2 separate regions of the Homo sapiens genome follow, and region 2 is linked to region 1. Evidence: chromatin loops called from intact Hi-C (ENCODE). Cell type or tissue: gastrocnemius medialis. All regions are shown on one strand. Each heading gives the region's core, and the rest is flanking DNA. Links, peaks and the distances in the headings are about the cores only. Region 1 overlaps UTRN (utrophin). Region 2 overlaps UTRN (utrophin).

Region 1 (7,909 bases), core at 3,253-5,752:
ATTTCTGGACGTGGTTATAGAATTTTGAGAGGTTATAGAATAGAGAACAAGAACAATTTTGGTTCATTAGGAGTCATTGTATATTGCATTTCTTGTGCCACATGGTGAGGATTTAAGAAAAACATATTTAACAAATGAATTTGAGAAGTGTCTGTTCATCAAATTCATTTAAGTATGTTTTTCTTAAATCCTCACCATGTGGCACAAGAAAAGCAATATACAATGACTCCATGTTGTGCACGTGTACCCTAGAACTTAAAGTGTTAAAAAAACAAAAAACAAGAAATGAATTTGCTAGTAATAGTGCATGCAGTTTATATTTGGTGAAATCATCAGGCTTCTCTACATTAATTAAAAGGCTATTCCCTTCTGAGAGTCAAGTATTTCCAGTCTAATTTGGCAGATGGCTATATCAAGCACCCAGGTGAAATGAGTTTCTTAAGGCACAATATTTCTTAAGTAGTTAGAAGTACTGACTCTTAAGCAGTCTGCTTGTGTAATATTTGCAGGGAGATAAGCAGACAAACTATAATTATGGCATCCACTTATATAGTAATGAACTCAACATGCATCTTTTATGTGTTTAGGCATTTGTTAATGAAATAGAAACAATTGAATCATCTCTGAAAAACATGAAGGAAATAGAGACTAATCTTCGAAGTGGTCCAGTTGCTGGAATAAAAACTTGGGTGCAGACAAGACTAGGTGACTACCAAACTCAACTGGAGAAACTTAGCAAGGAGGTGAGTTTTTCAACTTTACTACCTACGGTTTTCAGGAGATGTAGACTGTAGCTTCTCTCAGCTGACTAAATGTATTATGACCCATCCAGTTTGAAAAACGATGGTCTAGAATAACTCCAGCATGGGTAGTGAGCTGGGGCCAAAAAAAAAGGCATCATTTTTTAAATTAAGAGAGGGTGCTGATTGTCCAGTTTGGCTCAGGGCTTATCCATTCTTGTCTTAAATCTGGCTTGAAACACATTTATGACACTTGCTTTACCCCTAAGACATTTGAGTGGGACCATTTATTTACTTAGCAAATATTTCTTAATCAGTTGCCACCTGTCAAGCATCATTCTAGGCACTGCAGGTACAGCATTGAACAAGGAAGAAGAAACTCCTCTTAAGGAGCTTACATTCTAGTGAGGCAGATGGATAATGAATAATATCATGGAGGAGTAGCAAGGAGTTAGGGCTAGGTGGGTTATTTCAAATAGGATGGTCAGGGAAGGACTTTCTGAGATGGGGATGTTTGAATAAAGAACTGAGTAAAGTAAGAGATGAGCCTTGTAAGGTTCAGATAAGAACATTCAGGCGTGGAGAATAGCAGGCTTTAAAACTCTGTGGTGGGAATGAACTTGGTCTGTTTAATAAAGAATGAAGGCAGTGTAGCTGGAATAAAACAGAGAGGAGTTAGTGAGTTGGAGAATGGGAATATTTGAGGTTAGAGGTAGGCAGAGGATGGATTAGCTATGGCCTTGGAGGAAAGGACTTGGGATTTATTTCAAGTATGATATTACACAGAAAGCAATTGGAAGGTTTTGAACAGGGAAGTGACATGTGATATAGATCTTTTAAGGTCACTCTGGCTTTTTGTTTTGTTTCCTTTTTTTTAGCAACAGTATCTTGTTGTATCACCCAGGCTGGAGTGCAGTGGCACAATCCTAGCTTACTGCAGCCTTGAACTCCTGGGCTCAAGCAGTCCTCCTGCCTCCTGGGTAGCTGGAACTATAGATGTTCACCACTATGCCTAGATAATTTTAGAAATATTTTTGAGCCAGATGCAGTGGTGCATGCTTGTAATCCCAGTACTTTGGGAGGCTGAGGTGGGTGGATTGCCTGAGCTCAGGAGTTTGAGACCAGCCTGGGCAACATGGCAAAACCTTATCTCTATAAAAAATACAAAAATTAGCCGGGCATGGTGGTGTGCGCCTATAGTCCCAGCTACTTAGGAGGCTGAGGTGGGAGGATGGCTTGAGCCCAGGGGATGGAGGTTGCAGTGAGCTGAGACTGCACCACTGCACTCCAGCCTGGGCGAAAGAGCCAGATCCTGTCTTAAAAAAAAAACAAAAATTGTAGAGATGGGGTTCTTAGAGGCTGAGGCAAAAGGATGGCTTGAGGTCAGCAGTTTGAGACCAGATGCCAGTCTGGTCAGATGCTGCTGACCTCAAGCAATCCTCCTGCCTCAGCCTCCCAAAGCGTGGAGATCACAGGCATGGGCCATTGCACTCGGCCTCTCTCTGGTTTTCATGTGAATAGTTTGCTCTGGGAAGGCAGGAATGAAAACAGAAAGAATTCTTATAAGGTTACTGCAGGCTTGGAGAGAGAGGATGGACCCATACACTAGGGAGGCTTAACGAAGTAGTGATGGAGGGCATGAGAAATATTAGGTTTGAAAATAAAGAAGAGACCTAAGGAAAGAATTGGATGTGTGATAGAAGAAAAAGTGAATGGTCAAGGATGACTCAGGATTTTTACAAAGCTTCCACTTTGTGTGAATTGTGGTGTCATTTACTGCAATAACGAAGGAGAAGCTTCTGTGGGTGTAGGTGAAATGATGACTACCATTCTGGAAGGGTTAAATTTGATGCTAGAAGCTAAGGAGGAAAAATCAGTAACGGGGAATGTGGGGTCCCAAATGCTAGGTGGAGAAAACTTTTCACAGGGCCTAATGCTGAGGATTGCAGGGGCCAATCAAAACAGAAAATCGAGCTTTAAATTTGATAAGAAGGAGGCATTTAATAACCTTGAGAAAGCAGGGTCAATGAACTGGTGGGAAAAAAGTCATAGTGGATAGTTCGAGGAGGGTATGGGAACTGAGGAGCTGGGACACCAAGCATAACCAACTTTGAGAAATTTCTGTCTTCAGGGGAGCAGAGAAATGGGTGGGTGCTGGTGATGGGAATCCAAAGAGGTGGTTTTGTTATTTTTAATAATGAGAGATATTAAATGAGAGATATTAATAAGAGGACCTCACTTTAGAAAAAAAATGATGGTGCAGAAAGAGATTGAGATAGGAGAATTTATCAAGTGAAGTCTGTGATTATGCGAGGATGAGATCCACCGTCTAAGTGAAGATGTTGCTAGAGATATGGTTTCTCCGTGGTAATGGAAGGGAGGAAATGATATGGGAACAGTAGAACTGGGAGGTATTCTTTCCCAATTGCTTTGATTTTTATTAGTGGAATAATAGTGAGGCTATATATAGCTGAAGTGAGTGACAAAGCAGTGAAAAATAGAAGTCAATATGAAATATAGGCTTACCCCACAGTCACGTAAATAGTACGTATTTCTTAATAAAATGCTTTTGGCTAATGTTTGTATCAGAAAAATTTATATTTGCATAACTGAATATTTTGCTTTGTGTTTATTGTTTTACCCAACTTATTTTGAACATGTTCAAATGTAAAGAAAAGTTAAAGAATGATAAAAAGGAACAGCTGTATATCCATCCATTCAGAGACTTGCTAATGTTTTACCACATTTGCTTTCTCTCTCTCTGCCTTTCTCTTTATACACACACACACACACACACACACACACGCACACACCCTTTTTTTTTGGTACTTTTGAACAGTAAGTTGAAAACATCATGACACTTCACCCCTAAATACTCTAGCATGATTTTCCAAGCATGAAGGCATTCTTCTGCAAAACCACAATACTATGATCACACTTAAGAAACTAATAATGTTATACTCTCATCTCTTATCCTAGCTAAATTCAAATTTTTCTCAATGTGCTATAATCTGATGGCATGTGCCTTAAGGAACTGGGGTTTTTGAGGAAATAGAAAATGGTTTGGAAGTGGCAATGAGGATCAAGGAAGGTGATAATTAGAAGTTTGTATCTCTATCTATCTATCTATCTATCTATCTATCTATCTATCTATCCATCCATCCACATACATATGGTGACAAATAATTCATTGTGAATTACTGATTCAAAATACAGGAATAAATATATGGGAAATTTAAAGTGTCCTCAGGAAGGAGGTAACCACATGTGTGAATAATTATCTAGAGCATTTCCAGACTATTGCATTGCATTGACTAGTACAAATGTTGAAGTAGTTTTGGACAAACATAATTTTGCCAAATTTTCATTTTGCTAAAAAGAACAGGCATATAAAACAAATCAACAAACAAAGATAGTCTATTTCATCTATTATATTCATGATATCCTGAAAAAAAGGAACATTTTAATGCCAAAAAATAGAAAGTATATATTCTCAGGATAATTAAAGATAATTTTGAGGGTGTTTTGTTGTTGTTAAGCTTATGGTAGTGTCTTTATTTTCTTCATTTCTTTTTGGATCTGTGAAAATTATATTGCTGACTAGTGTTCAAGAAGTACACATACAGAGAATTTTCTGGAAATGGGGCCCAAGAATCTCTGTCTCTCTCTTTCTCTTTCTGTGTGTGTGCATGTATTTTTATGAAAAGCTGACCAGGTTAACCTGATGATCAGCCAGGCTTGGGAATGGGATTGTGAGTGTTGCTGGCATCAGCTCCTTGGTTACCCTGTGGGGACAGTGGAAGAAAAGCTCTTGTTTGGTCCTGTCTATTTTTATGCCGGAGATCCTGTTTGGAGGGAGGGACTGGGAAAGCCTCTGTCTCTTGCTTAACTCTAACTTCTGTGAGAACCATCCAGCTCCTGTGCTGGCCTTTGGTTACTATCCACCTAGCAGCCAAGCAGGCCCTGGCAGGGTGGCCACTACTGTGGCGTTTAATTTGAGCATGAGGCTGAACCTGCCAAGTAGAGGTTGGACTGTGACTGCAGAACGGCGCCTTCTCTCACAGTAGAAGTCAGTTTGTCGTTATGGGGAGGAGTGCTCTGAAAATATTTCTAGACTTCTCCAAAATTTTTAACTAAGTTACTGAATCAGAATCAGACAACTATCTATTTTTTACTGTAACTTTTTTGTGTCTGTGTGGCATATACAAACATAGTAGACATCAAAACCAAAATTTTATAGAGCGGTGTCTTATGACATCTTTAATAGCAGCCTCTCCCTCCCTGCTTTTTAAAAGTGAAATCTTAATGGGAAGTGCAGTTAAAAAGAAGAAAATGGACATTTTGATTGCTTCTAGGGGTTTTTTTTTTTTTTTTTTTTTTGAGACAGAGTCTCGCTCTGTTCCCTGGGTTAGAGTGCAGTGGTGCGATCTCGGCTCACTGCAACCTCTGCCACCCAGGTTCAGGCAATTCTCCCGCCTCTACCTCCCAAGTAGCTGGGACTACAGGCATGCACCACCATGCCTGGTTAGTTTTTGTATTTTTAGTAGAGATGGGGTTTTGCCATGTTGGCCATGCTGATCTCAAACTCCTGACCTCAGGTGATCCCCCTGCCGTGGCCTCCCAAAGTGCTGGGATTACAGGTGTGAGCCACCAAGACTGACTGGCTTCTAGATTTTTTGTTTTTGCTTTCTTTTTTCTTTTTTCCATTATAAGTAGTGCTACATTAAATTTACTTCATATATGTGCTTTTACTGTTATAGATTAGATTCCTACATCTGGGATTACAGTCAACAGTTATGCATTGTCAAAATTATAATAGCTATTTCGAGATAAGAGTATTATCCAAATGTGGTGTGGAATCCCAGTCTTAAGATTATTTTCATTACTGCTTATATTCCACAGCGTTAGCATGAGATGTATGAGATTTTATCTGAATTTTAAAGCATGCAATTCGTTGTGGAAAGTTATTACTGTGCCTTTAAATATTAAGAGCTAAAACTTGACATTGAACACATTAACATTTGTTTATTTGGGGGAATGGCTTTTCCTTTGTAGATCGCTACTCAAAAAAGTAGGTTGTCTGAAAGTCAAGAAAAAGCTGCGAACCTGAAGAAAGACTTGGCAGAGATGCAGGAATGGATGACCCAGGCCGAGGAAGAATATTTGGAGCGGGATTTTGAGTACAAGTCACCAGAAGAGCTTGAGAGTGCTGTGGAAGAGATGAAGGTGAGGCGGGGACGACCAGTGCCAACAGGCTTCATGCCTCCCTCCTCCCTTTAAAACCAGCACATCAATCATCTGTCTATCTGTCAAACACTATGTGCATGTAGCATCTTTCACAGTAGGTTTTTGAATTAAAAAAACATAACAGGGTAGCTGCTCTAATTTTAGCAGGGGAAGAAAGCCAGGAGTCCACATATTTGGCTTGGCCCATGAGTTGAGTCCATGAGGGCCCATGAGACAAGCTCTTAAGTTAGACCTTTGGGAGGCTACAGAGAATGACTTAAAAACCTCTGGTAGTGGGCATGAGGAAGAATGATCATTTTTTTTTAATTGGGGTAAATACATATAACATTGGTCAGCTTAATTTTTAAGTGCACAATCCAGTGGCATTAATTGCATTCATCACTATTTCCAAACATTTTCACAAAGAGTTATTTTTTGTAAGGGGAACAAAAGAGACCTCCCAAGTTGTCTGAGGTTTATTCTTATTTTCCTGTTACTAATCTTCCAGTTAATACATACGGCACATATGAACACTGACGTTTCATTAGAGCAGGTAGGAATAGCGGTAGGAATGCATCGGGGAGTTCATATTAGTTGGATCCACTGGATACATTTCCTGTAAACTTGTACTCCTCTGTCGATAGTCTTGAACACTCTCTTTTTATATATAATAAAAGAACTGGGCATCATTCCCAAATTTCTAACACAGCTTCAACTGTCCTTGAATGTTCAAGCCAAAGGAGATGGTGTTTTCAAAGCTTTTTTTTCCTGTAAGCTTAAGCAACACAGTGACTAATGTTTTACCTCAAAGTTAACTTACCTAGAAGTGTAACTAAAGCAAAAATCTGTGATTTTTTTCAAAAAAGGGATTATATGACATTCATACATTATTATACATGAATCAAAGTAAATATGACAGGAGACTTGTTGGAAGTTGTTTTTTCACTAAAACATCTTTTTTAGTGTAGCTCTTTTTGAAAGATTTAAAAATACTCAGTACATAAGGTATTTTAAAATAGGCTACCATGTTAAGAATTGTCTCATTTATTGTCTTTCTTTACACTATTGGCATTGTAGTTCTGTGGATTTTAAAAGTTGCTATAGATGAGATTTGAGAAAAATGATATTTAAATATTTGATTGGGCAACATTTTATTTATTTTTATTCTTTCAAACAGCCATTAGGACTTACAAAACCACTACACTTAATTACTTTCCCCCAATCTAAGGAAGTTCAAAACCATTAAGTAGTAGAGAAAAGTAAAGGGGAAAGTGAAAGACTGTTTTATTTGTATTTATTGCCATTAAAAGTAATGGCATAAACTGCAATTACTTTTGCACCAACCTGATAGGTTGATTTTCCTGAATGTCAGATTGTTTATCTTAGCACTGAGAAACAGCTATTTCTGGATCAGATCATCTCAGTCTAACTTTATCATTGAAATGCTATTAATTAGCAGAAGGATACATGTGCCTATGTTCTATAATTTTTTAAAAAGCTTAAATTATTTAGAGAACTTTTAAAGATACTTCTACCATAGTGTACCTCAATTTTTGTGAAAATATATTTATCACAGTGTAATCTGCTCAGCCCTCCAGTGATAATGAAAATTCACTCACTTAAATTCTGATCTTGGACCCAGACTTTGAAAATACTTCATGTCAGTAAACATACTTTGGATAACTTACGTTAACACTGCTGTTATGAAATGAAAACATTTGTGGGAGCTGAGTACATTGGATGCATGAGTGAAATTTCAGAGTTAGCATTCTTATTTCAAAAACGCTCAACTGGGCTGGGTGCAGTGGCTCACGCCTCTAATCCCAGCACTTTGGGAGGCCAAGGTGGGTGGATCACCTCAGGTCAGGAGTTTGAGACCAGCCCCGCCAACATGGCGAAGCCTCATCTCGACTAAAAAATATGAAAATTAGGTAGGCATAGTG
Region 2 (7,909 bases), core at 2,673-5,172, 140 kb before region 1:
GGTCAGGGAAGGCCTTCTTGAGGAATCTATTCAAGTCCATAGTTCAAGGTGGTGGAGGGCACTGGCTGAAGGCAGAGCTGTGTGCAGGCTCTAAGCTGGCAGAACTTGGCCCACAGAAAGCCTGATTGAGGCCGGTGATTGGGAGTGAAGTGAGCAGAGGGCTGTGGATTAAAATTGGCAGAAAGATGCAGTCTGCATTTCACTCAGTAGTATTTCTTATCCTGATTGAAGGGGCATGGTTTACCTCTTAGTTTGAGGGCATGTATTATTTAGTGCATTAATGGATGGATCCCTAAAAGCATTAGGAATTAGTCTGGAGTATGTAGGTTGAAAAATAGGTTATAAAATTGATGAGAACAAGCTCTCTTGCAAGAGTTAGAAACATAAAAACAAATTTTTCTAAAGCTAAATTCCTTAACATTTTTCCTCACTCAGATTTCTATTTGGCTTGAATCTAAGGAAAACCTGAGAAGAGAGGAAGTGCTTGGCTTCTCTGTATACCAAGCAGTTTCAACAGTGGTGTTTGTAGAAATGCATACCTTGCTGTTCCTAGGCAGATAAGTGTTGTCACACGTCTTCAGATTTTAAGGCGACAGGCTCCACACCTGGCAGAGGCTCAGACAGAGCAGACCAGGATTGGGCTATTCACAGAGGCAGGAATGTGACCATTCTGGTCCGGGCAGTTGGGGAGGAACTCATCTATCCACGGTTCCCATACTGTTTGGCCCTGTTTTTCAATTTGACTCCATCAAAGCACATTCTCCAGCCGAGGGGTACACATCCCTTTGTGACTTCAGAAATCATGCACTGTTGGTTTGGGAGTCTTAACTACATTTGGAGGACACGCTGAGCCGACGAGAAATGGAAGTGAGATCTGAATCCACAAACGGAGACGGCAGACAGTCACAGGCAGGTAAAGACTCATTGAGAATGTGGCTACTTAAATTTTGTCCACCTGTTCATTGAAAGGAAGCCGAGGCATGACTCTCCGCCAATAATTAGTGTGAAAATTACTGAGTTAACAGATTCTAAATTATTTTGTCCTCTGGGTGACCTAGGAAGTTTTTAAAAGACGTTTTTTCTAAATAATGTCATGAAATAAGATAGTTACATGTAAAGAATCTAACAAGGTCAGTCATTAAAAACATTTTCTAAATATGATTTATTTTGCTTACTAACCTTGTAAATCATCTAGGATAGGACCACTGTCAGCCTCAGAGCCTGGCACAGAACTTGGCACTTAATGCGTGTTTGTTGAATATGAATGGATTGGGTCCAGTGTCTAATGATACGCTATGAAAGTTATTCCATCACTTCTCCGTGATGGAAAAAGATTTACCGAAAAGTGTCTGTTGTATGAAAGTCATATGGGGTAGAAATTAAACTGTAAATGAGTTAAGGAGCTGTAACCTTGGCGCTATTCCAAATCTCCAACAATTGAGTAGTTAATTAGTGCCCCTGCATCCATTTAATTTGTCCATTTATCTCTTGGTTCGTTCACTGTCATTTATTTCTCTCTGCTGGTGCCAAGTTACGTGATAGGCTGCTGGGAGGCAGACAAGCAAGATCTCTGCTTGCAGGCTTTCAAACGCAGCGATTCAGCAGCGTGGTAAGACGTGTGCTCATGATACATACTATGTGCTGTGGGACCACAGGTCAGGAAGGATAAACTCCCGGAGTTTTGCTCTTCCTCAGAGGGTCAAGGAATGTTTCCCAGAGAAGTGACTTGCAAAGTGGTAGAGAGGAATGTGGAAGGGAAGAATTCCAGGCTGAGGAGAAAGTGTTTGGAAAGGCAAATATTCAGTGAATCATATGGTGAGATGCCATTTTCAAATGTATAATGCACCTCCTTGCTCACTGTCCATCATTGCCCCATCCAGCCACACTGGTCAGCTTTCAGCTCTGGGAACAACCTCTGTTTACAGGGTCTTTCCTCCACCTGGAATACCGGCCCCCAGCTCTTGGCTATCTCCTTCTCCTCCTTCTGGGATTGGGCATTGGATGAAATTGCACCTGCTTAGAGAAGCCTGTCCTGACACCCACCTGAAGTAGATTTTGTGCTGTTGTCTCCACCATCCACACTTGTCACCATTGCTCATTGCTTTTGTTCACTTGTTTGTTTACTTTAGTGTTGATAGGTCCCCAAGACTGTGCTCTCCATATGGGCAGGGACCAAGGTTGTCTTGTTCACGATTGTGTCCATAGTGCCTTGTACGGTGCCTGTTCTGTAGGGATGATAGATCCTTGTGAATGAATGAATGAGTGAATGAATGAATGAAAAGGCGGAGTCACTTAAAAGAACAAAAGCATTTGTAATAGACTTGCTATTCCTGTTTATTCTTTGAAATTTGAGGTAATTCTTAACTAGCCACTTAGGATCTCCATTAAGAACCCTAGTCAAGACCTTTGGGTATTACCTCAAAGTAAAACAAAGTGGGAGTATTTTGGATCTTTGGAAGTTAACTTGAAAAAATCTAAGGATTCTTTAAATTGAATATATAGGGAAGAGAGAACTCCTACTCAGAATACTTAAGTTACAAACACAAGAAAAATTCATAGATTAAAAAAATTGAACAAAGAGTATCATTAAGTCAAACCGTTTTTAATAGTAATTTTGTAAAGTTATTTATGACACTATTTTTTATGTATATTCTCAGTTCTCTAAAACCTGATAATTTTGGTGATTTACTCTTATCTGTGCTTTGAACACTTTATTCTTATAATTAATATCATTATTTTTAACTTACTGAAACCTTTCAACTTACGTAATCAGTAATGTTCTCATGCTGATATTAACCTTTTATTTATTTATTTATTTATTTATTTATTTATTTATTTATTTATTTGAGATGGAGTCTCATTCTGTCACTCAGGCTGGAGTGCAGTGGTGCGATCTTGGCTCACTGCAACCTCCACTTCCCGGATTCCAGCCAATTCTCCTGCCTTAGTCTCCCAAGTAGCTGGGATTACAGGCTCCCACCACCACACGTGGCTAATTTTCGTATTTGTATTTTTAGTAGAGATGGGGTTTTGTCATGTTGGCCAGGCCTGTCTCGAACTCCTGACCTCAGGTGATCCACCCACCTCGGCCTCCCAAAGTGCTGGGATTACAGGTATGAGCCACTGAGCTCAGCCTGATATTAACCTTTTAATTCAATACAGTCTTCCCATAACAGACCTTCTCCCATTGATGGGCTCATTTTTATTGCTCTTTGTTCTCTACTGATTCTGTCAGTTTTTAGAGCCCATAAAATAGCTTCATTTCTATACCGTCTTATTCACATTCAGATTTTTCATATAGCATGTCACACACAGTATAAGACATTTTCCATAACATATTATGAGTTGATGATTTCTGTCATGTTGAAGAAGATCATACAGCAACACTTATCTTGTAAATTCTCTTATAATGCCAGGTAAAAAAAATGTTATGTGAAATGGCACATTGAAAGAAAGGAAAATCTAAAGGTGGATTGCTTAAATGATTGTGATTGTTTTTCCCATTGGATCTTCTGCAGATGAGAATTCCCTGCATAGATCACCCAAGGGGTGGCAGATCGGGCTTCTCAGTTTCAGCCAGGGGTGGACGGTTTGCATCTCCTGATGTGTTCATCAACAACATGATGAAGCCAGTGTCCTTGGCTACTGATTCCAACCTTTTGTTCTGTTCTTGGAGAAATGGGGAAAAAGATACACTTATATACTAGTGTAGATTTTGGTTATCTTTATTTGTGAAGAAAATTTTTTGTTTACCTCTCATTTTATTCATTCGTTCAGTAAATATCTCATTTTATTCATTCGTTCAGTAAATATTTATCCACCCACCTACTATGTGCTAGGCACTGTGATAGTCACTAGGTATTAAAAAAGTACATTGATGATCGATGCTAAGATTATTTTCAAACTATTTTAAGAGAGGACTCCTAAATTAAAAGAAATTATGTATCAACAGACAAATGCCCTTTTATTTTTTTCCCTACAAAATTGCTGCTGGCTAGAGAATGATGATGATTTGCACTTCTGACATCATTGCCTAATGTTGGGTTTCTGTGCCTGGGCTCTTTATGCTGTGGAGGCAAATGGTGCTTTGAGTGTCTTAATTTCACCGGAATGCTGCACCTGTTGCTGGCTATTCTTGCATATGAAATCCAGACCCTAGAGTCACTTGCTTTCATTTCCTTTTCCTCCTCCCTCTTTCCGGTGTGTGTTTGGGGGGGGTGGGGGTGGTGAGGCAGGGTGGGGGCAGCAGATTAGTAGCTTCTGTGAAGAGTAACCACCTTCCTGTTCCGTCAAGGCTATGATTTTAGCGCCCCCGGGAGTGGTAGTGTTGCGTCACTCTGTCATCTGTCGCCGAAAGACTCATAATCCGGGCAGCCTCAAGAGTTTGAGGCGTGGGTTTGTGCCCGAGTTTGGGGTTCTAGGGGAGGGGTGAAGTGGAACAGGCTTTCAGCAGCTGCTGCCGCCACCTGATACCTGGAACCTTACTGCTATTGAGGAACATGTATTTCCTCTTGGCTTCATTTGCTGTTTGGCTATGACTGAGGAAGACAGGAGGTATTGCATAGTATCATTTACTTTCATAAACATAACTTTGACATCTCTAGGCTTCATGTTGGTTCAGGCAATGCTCTCGAAAGCCAGGGAGCTGCTTTGCAAGATGCATGCTATGGCTGAAGGAACGGCTCAATAGCTGGGAGCTGGCCCTGAGGTTTAAATCCACTCACAGCACGAATTTGGTGTTTTACTTTGTGTCCTGAAACCTCAATAACCTCATTTTTCAAGTGAGAGTTGAAATATTGACACAACTTAACTTTTAAGAATTTTGAAGGCATCAGTGAAAATAAATTGAACGAACTTTGAAGTTCAGAGATCTCTAAAAGTGAATACAGACCAAATTATATCCTGATGATCAAGTAGGAACATCCGTAGTTCCAGTACTATAGTTCATTGACAACCTCCAGAAAGTTACGGTAGTCTAACATTCCTTATTTAAAACCAACTTTGCCATGTTTAATTTATTTATACTTTTATAGATAGACAGATTTACTACTGGACATTCTCTGGCAGAGAAAAATTTCATGGAAAGTGAAGTTTAATGTGAAATGGCACATAAGTGGTCCTGACTTGCAAACTCAGGAATGGCTTGTTGACCACTGTCCTGGAATAAGAGAGCCCAGCTTTGTTCTTGTCTTATTTCTGGATCGCCCTTTCTCCTTTGTACCTTCTGACATTGTTTCTGAGTTCCCTCCTCCCATCTGCCACCCGCTCCTTTGCAACTCTGTAGAGCATTTTAATAACAGGTTGTTTGTGCCTGTCTTGCCTCTGCAGCACTCACTCCCACCTGTTTCCTCAGCCTCTGACTTCTCCTTTCCCCTTTTTGGCATGCTCTGACCTGCCTCCGTAGTTGAACCCGATTCCTGAGGCAATGATATGGCAGGTCCCTCAACTCTCCATCTATAGCACTTGCCTTGCCTGGCCTGGGAACCGGCTCTTTCACTGCTGTACTGCATGGAACAGAGTAGGCACTGCTTAAACCTATCAGCTGCCTGGCTCTCTCAAATGCTCTTTCCAGGAACTCTGGCACTGTGAACCCACTGCTGAATCTCGTGGCTCATAAATAAACTCTCAAGTGATAATTGTGACTTGAATTCTCTAGTTCTTACCTGACCACCTCTTAATATCATCCTGGAACTGTCTTTATATCATCTTGGAAACCCTGGAGCTGATTTGAAATACCTCTGGTCAGTTCCTCAGCATCAGTTCTGTCTAATGAACACCTATATTCTTCATTGTCTCCTCACTCTTGGCTCTAAGTTGTCACAAGTAGATGATTATGTCTCATTCCCAAGTAGAGATAGGACACATGAGAGTGGGTGGGTGTGCCCATAGTTTAGACAGGACTATCTTTGTGTGGTACCAGCTGCGGCAGGATCTACAGATGACTCACACATGTTAATACCCACATCTTCTGAGTGGCCAACATCCTCAGATTTGCATGTGGGCATTTGCAAGAGGAAGCACACAGATGCTGTGATCAGGGCTGAGATGCCTACAGGTGTGTCTGCTGGGCTGCGGCAGGTGGTGGCCAGTGGAAGACAGGTTGTAGGTAGGGAAAGTGTTGCCTCATGGAGGGTGATCCTGATATGGTGGGAACTTCAATCCAGACTCCGACATCGCCACGGGCAAGCTGAATGACAGTAAACAACCTTCAGGGCTTGGGGACGTCAGCACACTCACCTGTGGAGAGCCAGCCAGAAGACAGGCAGTGGCACAAGTTTTCTGAGGTAGAGATTGTGACTGTAGGTGACCAAGGAACAAAATATTATGAAGACCACATTGGGGTTCATAGGCTGGTGGCCCTGTAGGACACTTGGACACATTTTTTTTCCTGCCAACACCAAAGAATAATTTCTAGGTGTCTCTTCTTCACACCTTCCCATGAAGCTTGAAAGTTCTAGAGCTCACTAGAAACTAGAAAAATTTTCCTTACTATGACAGCAAGTGTGCTTCGAGAAAACTCACTTGCTGACCTTTGTTCCACAGCCCAGCAGGTTGCCACCTGATTTATAAAAACAGATTATGGAGACAGTCCAGAAAAATTACTCCCTCTTTCTTTTTTTTTTAAAGTAATATTTTAAAATTCCTTTCTTTTTGAAGTATTTGGGTTGTTTTTATCAATTTCGTTCACTGTTGCCTTAAATGACAATTCTTGCCTCCCTGAAGAACTCTTGGCCTTCATTCCTGCCACTACAGTGAGAAGTTCTAAGCTGGAAGGGCCATCCCAGGGATGACTGCTTTAAGCAGCCAGTCATGTAGGGTTGCGCCTGTGGCCCTGGCAGATTGGACCCTGTTTCTACCAAGTGGTGGCATCACTTGGCTTCCATGTAGTGTTTTTCTGTTCTCCTGCAGATCGCTGTCAGCCACTGGAGGCCTCACCCACTGGGTTCCAGACAGCTGCCACTTCTGTTTAGAAGCAACACTGCCAGTGAGAAACCCTGCCACACACAACACACACAGACACACACACACAGACTCACACACAGAGACACACACACACAGACACACACACACAGACACACACACACACACCACACACACACACACACACACACACATGTGAGAGGAGGGCCACCCTGGGAGGAAACCCTGAATTCTCCCCTCTTAGCACACTCCTTCTATCTACTCCTTCTATCTCCTGGTAGAGGGAGAAGCTGTGTGCCCCTATTACTACCTCTCTTTACCTCCTCATTAAGGGCTTTGGTGCGATTATTGTCTCCCTTTTAATCTCACTACTTGCATGCAGCTTTCTTGAGAAAGGTTATAATTTAATCCTGAAATACAACTTCTAGGAGTTTTCTTTTTAATTCATCATTCCAAGTAGGTGTCTTTGTCTGTTTCCACATTAGAAAATGAAACCAATACTTAAATATGATTTCCCTGCTTTTATTGGCAGCTATTTAAGATCTATGTCTGAGGTCTGGCTCCGTGTGGTTTGGAATACTTTATTGTTATTATTATTATTATTTTGAGATGGAGTCTTGCTCTGTCTCCCAGGCTAGAGTGCAGTGGTGTGATCTCAGCCCACTGCAACCTCTGCCTCCCTGGTTCAAGTGATTCCCATGCCTCACCCTCCTGAATAGCTGGGATTACAGGCACACGCCACCACGCCTGGCTAATTTTTGTAGTTTTAGTAGAGATGGAGTCTTACCATGTTGGCCAGGCTGGTCTCGAACTCCTGACCTCAGGTGATCCACCCGCCTCAGCTTCCTAAAGTGCTGGGATTATAGGCATGAGCCATTGCGCCCAGCCTGGAATATTTTCTAAGCTCTTTGATGATGGCGGCTTCGATTTAACTCTCTCTGACTTAATTCTGTTGATTATAATGTCATTCAATCCCATTAGTATACTC

Evidence for each region. A loop is a pair of places that touch in the nucleus more often than their neighbours do. Peaks named below come from ENCODE experiments on the same cell type or tissue, not always from the same donor. Only the 100,000 strongest peaks of a DNase experiment are listed, where the experiment ranks them.
Region 2: it touches region 1 in a loop (2.8-fold over the local background); 6 of 110 quality-filtered maps call a loop at or near these places.

Annotation. Positions count from the first base shown.
Region 1 is chr6:144,474,017-144,481,925 of GRCh38, forward strand. UTRN (utrophin) reads left to right here. Exons shown (of 75, transcript NM_007124.3): 25 at 588-743; 26 at 5,796-5,966. Among named protein-coding and RNA genes, the nearest start is that of SNORA98, 72 kb to the left of the region's middle. RefSeq lists an enhancer at 1-188. In gastrocnemius medialis, for the core only: no CTCF peak of the experiment used is centred there; a DNase peak (open chromatin) is centred at 4,685; H3K27ac peaks cover 877 bases.
Region 2 is chr6:144,330,106-144,338,014 of GRCh38, forward strand. All of the region lies in intron 2 of UTRN (utrophin), which reads left to right. Among named protein-coding and RNA genes, the nearest start is that of UTRN, 49 kb to the left of the region's middle. RefSeq lists an enhancer at 627-1,826. In gastrocnemius medialis, for the core only: no CTCF peak of the experiment used is centred there; DNase peaks (open chromatin) are centred at 4,126 and 4,426; H3K4me3 peaks cover 685 bases; H3K27ac peaks cover 1,331 bases.